Linked DNA regions of Homo sapiens: region 1 is linked to region 2. Evidence: read pairs that join two places in POLR2A ChIA-PET (ENCODE). Cell type or tissue: MCF 10A. All regions are shown on one strand. Each heading gives the region's core, and the rest is flanking DNA. Links, peaks and the distances in the headings are about the cores only.

Region 1 (7,026 bases), core at 1,400-5,399, 73 kb after region 2:
ACTCCTCATTGCTTAGCACATTTCCCTATCCACGATTGGTATTCAGTCTTATTTCTTGAATGAAGATGTCAACTGCATGTGTGTTTGTCTTCTCCACTAGAGTGTGAGCTCAATGGTATAAGGAGCTTTATCTTATGCATTCATTCATCACAGCTCTCGAGCATTTCTGACACACAGTAGGTGCTCAATAAATGTTTGGAGAATATCATCTTGTGGCTGTATTATTTTCCCCTCTCATCCACAATCATGGTTTGACTTTGATAAGTGACAAGACGAGAACTGATTTTGGTATAAATGTTTCTCTACCAAAATATCACAAGTTCTCCTCCAAATATATACAGCCTAAGAAGAAATATCAGAAAAAAAAGCAAATCCCATTTGTATTCAGAAATGGTGCAACCTTCCCATCTAGCCTGGACTCACACGACTGAGCTGGAATAAGGTTTTGGAATCTAGAAGCTGTGTTCACTCAGTATTCAGGTGGCGTTCACAGAGAGATGCAACAGAAATGATAGAATTTCCATGGTCTCTGAATCCTGCTACCTTTACTGTTTTCAGTCTCATAGAGATTCATAATTACAAGAAAGATTCATACTGCCTTTTATTTTCTTTTCCTTTAGATTAAAATTATCTTGATTATTAAATGCTATATTTACATTTCCAAGTATATCATAAATTCCCAAGAAGTGATTTTTTTTATTTCTTTACCTAAGAGTAATTTTAAGCTTAAAATCCTTTTAATCCAGCTCAGCGGAAATTCTTGGAGCCTTGACTCTGAGCCAAGTGCTGTATAAAAGACCGTGGGGAGCATCATTGGGGTGTATTGTGTGTGGGGTGGCAGGGGCATGGAGGGTGAAGGTGTTACCCTCTCCCACCCCTGAAAAATGCACTGAAGCAAATAAAAATATTTTACGGCAAAATATATGTTTTTGACACATTTTGAGTTGGCTGTTCAGAGAGCCAGCAAACAGAAGTAGGCTTGCAAAGCTGTCTTTTGTGGGAGAGATTTGCATCTATAGAGAATCTGCATTGACGCTGTCAGGCCTTCCCTTGTCCAGATCTAGGAAAGATTAACTGAGAATCTGATACCTCTAAGGGACTGAAAGAAATATTTCCCATCTATACTCTCTGACAACTGCTACCTGTGAGGTTTCATTTATATAAGAAGACCACCTTTGTTAGCCAAGCCTCCTCTTCTCTCCTCCCACAGCTTCTCTTGACAATCACCTGATTTACCACCATAACTTGCTTTTGGCTACTCTCGGCCTTTATTCTTTCTGTAACCTCAAGATGACATATAAGCTTCTACATCCATTGAGAGGGGGGTCAGGTAATCACTCGTGACTCTCCCTGTGTACACGTTAATAAATTGTATGTCATTTCTCTGACTATTCTGCCTTTTATGAGTTGATTTTTCAGTGAAACTTTGATGGGTGAAAGGGAACCTTTCTTTTCACCCCTACACACTTAAGCCTTAATAAGGCAGACTCTGGCAGGGAAACATATTATCATGTCCTGTCCTCACTGGGCATAAGAATCTTGACCCAAATTATCTGGTGTGGCTCACTTAGTGTAGGTATTTCCTAAAGGAATGTTCTTCAGAACACAACCCTTTAAGATGCTCATAGAAAACAGTAGGTAGAGGGGGCAGGGCTTCATGTGTTTGCAAATGCTGGAGATAACTTCCTCCTAAAAAGATTTTTTTAATGTCTCATGGAATTCTATTGTACATGTTTTGGGAAATGTTAATCTAAAGTAATATCTGAAAACCTTTTTACTGTAAAAGGTTGTATTATTAATGTAAAATAATAATTTAAATTACTGAATTTGTTAAATTGTTGGATCTGCTTTCTGAGTTGACCTCCAGTTAGAGTCCTGTCTATACCCAGTGAGGTAGCAATGGCCAAACAGAGGGTTCAGATAGCAACCTCTTTATGATGGATTTGAACCAGTATGGCCAAGACAATCGTTTCTCTTCTGGACTAGTGTGGAACTTTGGCTCTATGTACCATATTAGCTGTATCTGGGTGGCATGGGCTGTTCTTTGATGGCTACTTTTTTATTGAGGGTCTATATTAGTAGTAAAACTTAGTCTTTACTTATGCACTTTCTCAAAGTTGATCCCTTATGGTTTGTCTTGATGCAGATTCTCACAGGGAGAATCACAGAGTGATTACCTGACCTCCCAATGGATGTAGAAGCTTATATGTCACCTTGAGGTTACAGAAAATCTTGATGCAGATTTAAGAAAAAGCTACAGCCTGGGCTTAAGCCCGTGGATATGGGATTCAAGTCATGCTAGAGAGCTGGTCTAGTGAGAAGAGTCTGAACATAGTGCTTCTTAGTGGAGTTCAAGTAGAGGGCAATGAACAGTCTTGGAGTTAACTGATGAGCAAGGAATTGTTCTGGGCATATCATGCAGATGGCTGTAAAATCTTTCTTGACTTTTAGTCATGAGTAACTACTAGAAGGTATGGAAATCATGGTCATGAATGACAATTGCATTGCATCTTTGAGACCACCTGGATTCTGTTGGCCTTGGTGTTAGAGACTACAACACTGAGAATAGAATCCTTTAGCAAAACAACAACCTATTCTGGGCTAGAGTAAAATATACAGTATAGACCCCTTTCTGACTTAAGTTATTAAACTTGAGGTTCTTTAATTATCTGGAAAGAAAAATTTCTGTAGGAAAATAGCTTTTCTGTGATTCAGGGACCATATTATTATATAGTATAAACTTTATATGTTTTCTCAAAGGAGAGACTTTTTAACTAGATTTGATACTGAAAATGGTGCAATCCTGATTGTAGCTTATGAATGTGTTGTATTTCTCTGGAGGAGTCAATGGGTTTTTTTTTTTTTTGGTTGTTTTTGTTGGTTTATTTGTTCTTTCTCAGTTGAGTTATTGTGCTGTGGTGGCTAGGTTTTCTTTAGAATGCTTGCATGTTATTGATTTTAATCAACTTCATCTAACAAAAACCACATGCACAAATCTTTTTGAGATACAGGTTTTACTCCATATACTCATCTCTATTGTGAGTATAATTAAAGTTATTTGAGGCCACACCCTTAGTCTTCTTTCTAGGAAACATCTTATTCCACTGAAAGAATCTGCCTGGCACTACCTTAATCCTTTTAGGGATATTTTTACAGTTTATCTTTTCACAGCCTTGTTTTAATAACTTCAGTTTTTATTTTAGATACATAGGGTCCAAGTGCAGGTTTGTTACGTGAGTATATTGCTCTTAGGGATCTTGATAAGTGGTATGATAGCCACACTCTGGTTTGAAGCTTGCCTCAAGACTGAGTCTTAGTGGCCTTTCTAACTCAAAGGTTTTCTTAATTTTTAACTTTACTGTAGAGGATTAAAAAAAAGTTTCATTTTCAACCTCTTTAAACTCCAGCATTTTGGATAACTCCACATTCTTTTGCATTTCTGCTTGCAAACTAATTAGTTCATTTCTGAGCTCATCCCTTTCTCAAAGCACACAGTCAAATGCAGGTGGAAAGAACCAGTTCACACTATCAACATTCTGCCTCAAAAACTCCTTGCCCAAATCTGTTGCGTATGTATTTTTTTCTTGCTATCTATGTTGCTTCAGGTGACAGATTTACCAATTTTTTTCCAGCATATTACATAGGTTTTCATTTTTTAAAATTCAATCTCCTATTTTGGTTTCCTAGTTGGTTTCTGTAAAGTTTCAAAATAGTGTCACATTTTAAAGATTTTATTATAGCCAGTATCCTTATAATAATATTGTTCTTGCTCAAGAGTCAGGTTTTCTTAAGTGACTCTGCTTCAAGTTGTGGTTTGGGTTCATTTCTGATCCAAATGTCTCTCTTTATAGGTCCACTGGGTATCCAGGACACACATTTTCTATAGTGGACAGGAGATGCTCAGAATAAGTGAGAGGGAATGTTCAGTGTCTATTAAGGCCACAGCTCATCACAGAAACCATGCCATTTTCTCCCATATATTATTTGTAAAACTAGTTATCTGGACAAGCCCGCATAAATGGGATGGGGAAGTATTCTTTGCTCATGATGGACCACAGCAAAGAAAGGAAGAATGTCAGCAACTCACAAAATTTACTAGAGAGAAGATGGTCCAGGATATTACTCTCTGGAACATGCAGCTATTGAAGGTTTCAGGGAAAATAATCTTATGCACACCTATTGCTGCTAACGCTGCTGATGATCAACATTACCGTGGCAATTCAGTGAAAGAGCCCTAAATAATGTTGGCTTCTGAACACTTGCTTAGAATTGGCAGATTCTACTTTTTCTCTTTTCAAAAATTATGTTATACTTTGGTGCTTCCAAAATTTTTGAAACTTCCACATTTTCTCTAGATTTCACAAAATCACTGACAATGGATGGTGGTCATATAGGTGAATTTTTATTTATTTGTTTTATTTTTTATTTTTTAAGTATCCCAAACCACGGTCAATTCTTCTCAACTTTTTTATGTGTTGAAACTTCAAATTTTCAGATAAATTGAAAGCATGGTGCCCATGAGACTCTGATCGGGAAAACAGAGGTACACTCATTATTTTAGCAGAAAGAATTCAGCATAGGAGATATGTTCAACAGACACTGGAGGACTAAAACCTAGATGCACGGAAAAGGGGTCCACAGAGTTTATAGCCAGACTTCAAAAAGCAGAGCAGGTGCTGCCCAGCTGGAGCTAACACGCTGGGGGCTTGGAGGAGGCTCCTTGCGAAGACGGGGCAAAGGCAGGCTGGAAGATGGCAATGAGTCCGGTTCTTTGATTTGAATGTTTGAGAAAGGAAACTGGAACCAAGTGCTACTGGGAAACAACTGCCTATTAGGTTGAAGAATTGCTGGGGGGATGCTGCAGGAACAGCAAGTAGACAGAAGGCTTCACTTTGCTTCTCCCTCTTGCAGCCTTCAGTCTCTCTTCTGCCACCGTAGCACAGGAGCCTAATGTGAGGACAGCTGGCTAAGGAGAAATAGGGTTTCCTGAGTTTCATCCCAAGCATCATAAACAACAAACAAAGATGTGGTGTTGGGATCCAATAACAAATACCTATATGCTCTTTACTTATTTTATCAGTTGATAAAATTTTGTGTCATTGGTTTATCTGTTTATCAACTTTTTGGGGGGAGGAATTTTAAAGTGATGATACCAACAAAAAAAAAAAAAAAAAAGAAGAAGAAGAAAGTGATGATACGTCTTCCCCAAGTACTTTAACAGGTGCCCTGCAAATGACACAACATCACTAGCACATATGAAAACAATAACAAAAAGTCAATACTTCTGTCGTAATACAGTCTATACTAAAACATCTTCAACTGTCCCCAAGATACCTCCCTTTTATAACTGTTTTTTGTCCCCTTGATTCAGGATCCAACCAAATTCTGTACATTGCATTGACTGTTAAGTTTTTTGAATCATCGAAATATTTTAAGTGGTATTAAAAATGTTAGAGTCTCGGTCATTTTTTTTTTTTTTTTTACAGAATGTTCCTCATTATGGATATTTAAAAAGTATTTTCTATGTGCAGAATTGGAAATGATACTACAAAGATAATGTTATATAATTTTATTTTAACATCAGAGGCAGATATTGTCAATTCGTCCCATTATTGGTAATATTTATTGGTAATACTAGGTTTGATCACTTAAGTGGTGATAGCCTGGCACCTTCATTTTAGAAATACATTTTCCCTTTTATAATTACTAATTAATACATGAGATGAAACTTCAAGATCATGTGATTATTGTATTTCCGAGCAACTTTTTATGAGTGACTTTAGTATCTCTCAATGATACTTGCCTGAATTAATTATTATCTTAGGGGTTGCAAAATAGTGATTTTTTCCTAAGCATTATTCTACATTTATGTGATGGCTAATTTTATGTGTCAACTTTGACTTGGCCGTGGAATGCCCAGATAGCTGATTGAACATTGTATCTGGGTGCATCTGTGAAGGTGTTTCAGGAGATGAGCATTGGGACCAGTGGACCAAATGAAGCAGACCTCCTCCCAATGTGAGTGGGCATCACCCAACCCACTGAGGGCCTGAATAGAGCAAAAAGGAAAGGAAGAGGCAGGTTAAATCCACTCCATCTGACTACATGAGTTGGGACATTAACCCTCTCCTGCCCCCAGTGCTCTTGGTTCTCAGGTTTCTAGACCCAAACTGGAACTGGAATCTATAATATCAGCTTTCTGAATCTTGGGCATGTGAACTACACCATTGGCTTTCTTGGGTCTCCAGCTTCCAGAGGGCAAATCAGCCTCCATAATATCATGAGCAAATAACTTATAAAAACCTCTTCATATATCACATATATTGTGTGTCTATATATATGAAGTAGAAAATATATATTTATAAATATATATTATATATGTATGATATATAATATATGTATGATATATAATATATGTATGATTCATAATATATTATATACATATATTATATAGTATATAATATATAATATACGTACTATATAATATACATATATAAAATATAAATATTTATAAATATATAATATATATTTATAAACCTGAATATATGATATATAAATATATTATATATGATATAATACATTTATAAACATGTAATATGTAATATATTTATAAATATATAATATAGCATATGTATAATATATATTTTTATAAATATTATATATGTATATATTTCCTGCTGGTTCTGTTTCTCTAGTGAACTCTAATAGAACTTATGAGCTGACTTTCTTTCCATTTTTCTCCTCTTTATCCCTGTTTTCTACATAACAATAAGGACACATAGTTTTTTTTAATTCAACATGTTATAATCCATTTCCAAAATTAGTCTATTTGTGTCAAATTATGACAGATTTAGACAATAAGAGCTTTGTAAAGATGGCTCCTGTGTTTCACTCAAACTTCTGATTTTAGTTTCAATTTCAAGTCACTCAACTCACAGTGAAAATGTAGTTCTTTGAGCTACAGAGTGCAAAAGCAGAAGAAAGAAATCATACAAATAACACTTTTTCAGCATTTACAAATCCAAG
Region 2 (7,026 bases), core at 1,563-5,562:
TGAGGCCAATGTGGGCTCCAGACAGATTAGAAGAAACTGAGGCTAGTGTCACCCATGGTGACAACTGGTGTTCACCACATGGAGCTCCGAAGGCTGCAGAGGCTGGCTTTTTTCCCAGCGAAAGCCTCATCAAGGCAGGCAGAGAAGCACAGAAATGCCTCAGCAGATCTGTGAATATTAGCATGCAGACAGAAGAGGTCAGGCAGGGCTTATTCAGGTGTCTACAGCTCAGTTTTAGTCTCAGGTCTTGTGTTTGCTGATAACATCCTAGATCATCCCTCTTCCTAGCTCAAAGAATTTTACAAGATGAACCCTTTTCTAATGGTAGCTTCGAGAAAATACTAATAAGCTAAGTGGCCAACTCCAGTTTTTCTCTTTAAGTAGAAACTGAAACCTTCCTTAGATTGTAGGAATGTTGTGGGGAAGAAAGAACTATGTGAGAAAAACAATGGGCTTTACATATTTGCTCAGCAATTATTTCTACTGCCTATGTGTACCAAGAATCTGGAGATATAATGAGCACTGTCTTCATGAAGATAATCAACTATTGGAAAATTCAGACATCAGTCAAATAGTCATACATAATAAGCATGTAATTACACACTGAGACAAGCACTAGGAAGGAGAAGTATCCAGTTTTATGAGACTGTGTAAGAAGGGGACCTGGCTTGGACTGGAGTCAAGTATGATGTCATTCAACTTGACTTGGGTCAAGGAGAAAAGGAGTGGATTGTGGAACAGTTACAGGAGGAGGGACAAGTGTGTGGTTGGTGCTATGGTGGGAGGAGAGGAGCACACCTGAGGAACTTCAAAGATGGCCATGCAGGCACTTTCCCCACCATTACCAGAGTGCAGATGGTGTGGGGGAGTGAATACTAGAGAGCGGGGTGAGTTGAGGCTGAAGGTATGGAGAACAGTCAGACAGCACGAGGTCATGTGCATCTTGTTGAGAACTTGATGTTGACCCTAAGAGCAATGGAAAGTTTAATCCCTTTACTTATTGGCTTTGTGACCTTATAAATAAATCATTAACACCTTAATGCTATGCTTTCACATTTGTTACATGAAGATGGTCATATTAAGCTCACAGGGGATGCAAATAAGAATTCTGAGAGACATAGCAAATGAAATAATGAAGACGATGATGATAATTGTATCTATAGTTAACCTTTACAGAGCATGTTTTGTGTTCTTGGCTCTATTATAAGCAGTTTATCAGCACATAGCTTTTCAAATGGAGCTTTACAAAGGTAAGGCATCTACTAATAGATAATGAAATAGTTTTGATGAAACTAATGAAATAGTTTTTTAAGGTGGGAGGATATTTTCTTTCAATAAACTCTCAGTCAGAAGTTCAAATTATAAGGAAAATAAAGAAAATACAAATAGAGATGTTTACGTCAGTGCTTAGGTCTGTCCAATAATACAGTGTCTTTGAGTTTCAGAATCCTTTTCTCCTTTCTATGGGGCCATTAATTACAACTTGAGGACCACTGGACTAGACAGTGATAATTCTCTTTCTTAAGTTCCAAAGGGAAAAAGGAAATTTCTCTCAATCTAATATGAAGAAAGGATTCAACTTAGAGTATTGGTACATTAAATAGAAAGACCACCAATCTTGGGAAAGTTAGTGAGATTCTCTATGTTTCAGATTTTATCCAACTCATAGGATTATTTTAAGGTGAAAATTAGGTACTAATTAGACATGCATAAATCATAGAAGTTTCTGAGCACATAGAGAGTAATCATTAACTCTTAGATCTTATTATTAGTTGTTGTTTCTGAATCAGACATCAGTTGTATGTCAGTGCTTGCAGCCTACACTGCATTATTTGGAAGTTTTTCACAAAGTGTCAAGAGTCTCATCAGCCCCCACCAGCCTCATGGTTTTCTTGAAGGATGGTCTCTGTATTTCTTAATCTAGCAATTCACCACCACATATGTGCTCGTATTCTCTTTATCTTTGCAGTTAACATAAATATGCAAACTTCCATGGCAAAAACCATTAGACACTTTCCATTTAAATAGTAGTTTCACTATTCCAGCATATTTTCCCAGCTAGAACAGTGTGCGATCTGCTTTTAAGTCCTGATCATCCACTTCTATGGACTCTAGAGTGATGTTTTTGTTGGACCTATTTTTATATAATAATTAAAACCAGACTGTCCTTAATTTATTCATTTCCTTTTACTGAATTACAAATTAGGTCAAATAAAGGACTAGGCCTCTGGAGGGTTAAAAATAATACAAATCCTAGTTTTTGAGGACTCAGGGTCTATTAGAAAAAATAAGATATGTGCATAGATGAGCATAATCTAAGGCAGAAAGTGATTGTTATCATAAAAGGGTTTCAAATAAGTTCCCTTGAAGAGTCAAAGAGAAGGCTGAGGGAATGCTTTGCAGAAAAAAATGGCAACTGCAGTATATGATGAATGGTATTCCTAGTTAAGGAAACAGGGAGAAAATGTACAGAAACTAGAGTGAGAATGGTTTGATGGAAATGGGGTATGAAAATCGGTGGTGGGAAATGAGGCTGACTGGCACGATTGAGGACACATATGGAAGAGTCTTGGTGGTAAGTCAAGAAATGGAGATTTGCTAGGCAAAAGGAAGGCTAGAGTAGTTTTGAGTAGGAGGTCACCGTAATCATAACTATACTTAAGTAAAGAATAATCTGTTAGTGACTTTGAGGGTGAGCAGTGTCTAGAGCACATGGTGTCGGGGAGATGGCATCCCTGACAAATGAACTATAGTGCTCATTTCCTTTTTTTTTGCCCCAGTGGTCCCCATGGCAGCAATGCCAACTTGCAGACCCATCTTCCACATTGCTGATTTTTTAAGCACAGACATGATCCTGTGTCTGTCCCACTCGAAAACATTCAATGGCTCCCTGTTTCCTATTGGATAAAATCATATCTCAGAAGCAAACATCCTAACATCTGCTATAATCAGATGTTCTGCTCTTGCTCCTGAAGAAGCTATATTGCTCAGTGATACAGTGCCCATGGTTCAGCTGAAAGCCCTGAGGGTGATGAAGAGTGAGCTAGGGTAGTGATAATGGAGATGGGGAGGAGGGATGTCTTAGTCTGTTTTGTGTTCTTGTAAAGGAATATCTGATGCTGGGTAGTTTATAACAAAAAGAGGTTTATTTGGCTCACAGTTCTGCAGACTACAAGAAGCATGGCACCAGCATCTGCATCTGATGAGGGCCACAGGCTGTTTCCACTCATGGTGGAAGAAGGGGAACTAGTATGTACAGACATCACAAAGCAAGAGAAGAGGTGAGACAGAGAGAGAGAGAGAGCAAGAGAGAAAGAGACAGGGGAGGTTCTACGTTTTGTTTTGTTTTTTTTTTTTTTTTTCCCAACCAGCTCTTGTAGGAATGAATAGAGCAAGCACTTACTCATGACTCTTACCAGGAAGGGCATTAATCTATTAATGAGGGATCCACTCCCATGATCCAAACACCTCCTATTAGGCCTCCTCTAACACTGGGGATCAAGTTTCAACCTGAGAATTGTAGGGGGTCAAACATCCAAACTATGGCAAGGAGATGCAAGAGATAATGCAGATGTTTAATCAATAGATGTTTGCAACTGGTTATCAACAGTAAAGAAGTGGGAATGATCAGAGGCTGCTGTGATATTACCTACCTGGATGGCTGGAAGGTTCTTATACAATTCCCAGGCAGGTTTGTGCCTGCCTCTTCCTGGAGCGCTGATTGCCAGGGTGTCACAATGGATGCCTTGAGCAGTTGCAGAAGAGTACTTGATGTTTATTTCATGTGTATGACTTCCTTTCGGTTTTCCTCCCCAATTTTTCCCTCAGTCCCCAGGCATGATCCTGAAATGATTCTTAGGTGTGCTGACTGCCGTCTCTTTCTTACTAAAACACTCAACATTCTTTCAGTCCTCCATGACAATGTTTACAAAATTTAAAACATTCTTTGAGCATTGACTATTTGCCAAACATTGTTCTGGGTGCTAAAAACAGAGCAGTGAGTAAGTATGATATGTTTCTGCTTTCTTGGAGCATGCATTCTGGTGAGGAATAATATTCCTCCTCAATGTTCCTTCCTCTCTCTCCATACCTCTTCAGCATTTGTTTAATTCTCCTTCGTTTCTTGTTTTGCCTCAGTGGTTTCCTTGGCACCAGTGCCAACTTGCAGACCCATCTTCTACATTGCTGTTTCCTAAATATAGAGATGGTCATGTGCCTGTCCCACTGAAAAACCTTCAATGGCTCCCTATGTCCTATTGGATAAAATTATACCTCAGAAAAGATATTCTAACATTTGTTATAATCAGATGGCCTGCTCTTGCTTCTGGAGAAGCTATATTGCTCAGGGATCAAGGGGGAAACAATAGGTTCAAATTTTTAAACAAAGAAGATTTAATTCATAGAATTCCAGAACTTTGAAAGGTCAGTAGTTCAGTATGTTTCCCATTCATTACCGCTTGTTTATATTCACACACACAAAAGCTTTGCCACTGTGGAGATGCCAGTGGAGTTGTGGAGCTGGGGGTGGAGGAAGGTTTTAAAGTTTCCTCTGGATGGGAAATAATGAAACTTTCCAACTTTACTTATGCATGAATGAAGGTGGTTTAATGGGCCAAGTGCCGGCTTTGGAGTTACAAAGGCTTGGGTTTAAATCCAGCTGTAGGACTTCTGCAAGTCCCTGACTCGCTGTGAACTTTAGCTCCTCAATTGTCATATGAGGGTGACTCGGCCTATTTTACAGTATTAGGAGGCAGACAGCTCAGATGCCGGCCTTGCTGAGGTCAGGCAGGGCTAGGTTGCCGTAGTTGAATGGCAGAATTATCACCCACATCTGGATGGAAGAACATGTAGAGGTTTTCCAAAAAGAGGGGATTGAGAGAGTAGGCCAGCAATGCCAAACAGTGGGCATTCGTTCTGGGGTGAAAGAGAGAAGATGAAGCCATGGCTGAGAATACAGGAGGTAGTTCGCTAACAGAATTGATGCTCCCAGCCTCCCACGGGGAGTGGGAGAGCTTGAGTAACGCCCAACATCACAGGCAATCTCTTCACAGCTACAATCCCTTAATTCATTTCCTCCCCTAGAGCATATATTTGGATCCCTACTATGTGCTAGGTGCCTGGATGTAAGACGCCTGGCCTCACAGTGGATGGACATCTAGGGGTGTGAGTGGCTGAGCAGAGTGCCCAATAAAAGGGTGGGAGGAGACAGGCCAGAGAGGTATGACCAGGTCATAGAGGTCCCCATGGACTTAGAAAGGACTTTGTTTTTTATTCCAAGTGGAATAGGAATTCTAACAGCAGGGTATGAATGAAGGACACAAGAGTGAAAACTCGGATCATCCAACCTTTGACTTATCCAAGCTATGACATAGATGTTAAATAAACAAAAACACCCAAAATAGATAAATGAAGAAGGGATAGCATGTGCCTGTGCATGCACACTTCCTGGGCCTGTCATGTATCGAAGAGGGTAAGACTTTCTGCCTAAGGAACTGGATATGGTTATATGTGAGCAGAGCATGAAGGCCTGCACTGACCACGCTTCCCAGGCTTCCACGTCTATGGAGATGCATAGGTCTAGAGTAGGCTGAATACTCGAGGGTAAGCTTCCAAGGGCACAGGTGTGATTACAGTCATCAAGACACCACCGCCCCAATGAGTAGCTATCATGTATTGATACCTGATGGAGATTTGTGAGATGAATGATGCCACCAGAACGCAAACTCTGACAACCAAGCCAAAAGCGATGGATCTGTTTAACAAAATGGTTAAATTAACCAGTGACAGCAGGGCTGTCTTATATAGTCTGGCAGGAAGTTCTCTGCACAACTCCAAGGGAAGCTGTGCATATAAACAACCCACACAGCACATCACAGGCCTGAGAGTTGGAGGAGTGCACTAAGTTCCGGTGGGTGTGGGCTGTGTCTGGACCTGTGAGCTTTTCATGGGGGACTGCCAAGGTCAAGTGGCATGGCTGCTGCCCTCTTTTCCATATGTGTGAGGCTTGGGACAGCATGCCTGTGTTTTATTCATGCCCTGTCACAGACATGGCATCCTAGTGGATGAAATGCTGGGACCCCGGTTCTAAAACTTTTTGACTATAAGATTGTTAATTATCCTATGGATAATAGAACCAAGGTGTTCTCCCTTCTCCATCCTCTTAGCCAACTCCTTTCACCCATTCAGACACAATTAAGACCCCATGTCTTTTGAAAGGCCTTTGGACACATATCCCTTCTCAAAGCACTGAGACATGCTGGTTACCTCTGCCGTAGCTCCTACTGTCTCAGTCATTTCTGCTCCCTGAGGCCAGGGGCTGTACTTATTTATTTATATTCCCAAGGCCTGCACCTAATAGATGCTCACCTAATAGACGTGCTGGATTACCTCTGTCATAGCTCCTACTGTCTGTCATTTCTGCTCCCTGAGGCCAGGGGCTGTATTTATTTATTTATTTATTTATTTATTTATATTCCCAGAGACTGCACCTAATAGACGCTCAGTCAACTTTTATCAAAGGAGAGAAAAGTTTTGTATCTTAGGTTCTAATTATGAGTTGAATATATATGCATTCAAGAACTCCCATTTACTGCATACTGACCAGAGTTATGAAAAACAACCCAATATAAATTCTCTTGTTCAAACATTTCTTTCCTTATAATAGCAGATGCCATCCTAGTGGGGACAGGGCAGCAGGCATATTTGAAACGCTCATATGTATAAGAGGAAAATGCAGAGAAATTTTCAAGGGTTCTCCAAGGACTGGTGAGGCATGACCAGCCCAGCAGTTTTTTGTGGCAGAATCTCTGATGAAATCAGAACTTCAAGGTCTTGAACTAATGTTCCATAAATTAGGTGATGCTGAAACCAGAGAACTTTGAAGGGGGGTATTTTTCTTGGGGCAATATCGGGAAACCATGTGTGCCTATGACTAATTCCCCTCCTGTGAACTGTTGGTATTATCTTTGAGGGTTTTCAAGATAAATAAATTGAAGCTGTTGTCAAGTTTTACTAGACAAAAGCAAA

Evidence for each region. Peaks named below come from ENCODE experiments on the same cell type or tissue, not always from the same donor. Only the 100,000 strongest peaks of a DNase experiment are listed, where the experiment ranks them.
Region 1: POLR2A ChIA-PET joins it to region 2 with 6 read pairs; 3 of 35 experiments call an interaction of 5 or more read pairs at or near these places.

Annotation. Positions count from the first base shown.
Region 1 is chr2:12,369,309-12,376,334 of GRCh38, forward strand. The region is part of intron 4 of MIR3681HG (MIR3681 host gene); the gene reads left to right. Among named protein-coding and RNA genes, the nearest start is that of MIR3681, 170 kb to the left of the region's middle. In MCF 10A, for the core only: no CTCF peak of the experiment used is centred there; no DNase peak of the experiment used is centred there.
Region 2 is chr2:12,296,466-12,303,491 of GRCh38, forward strand. All of the region lies in intron 3 of MIR3681HG (MIR3681 host gene), which reads left to right. Among named protein-coding and RNA genes, the nearest start is that of MIR3681, 100 kb to the left of the region's middle. In MCF 10A, for the core only: no CTCF peak of the experiment used is centred there; a DNase peak (open chromatin) is centred at 3,756.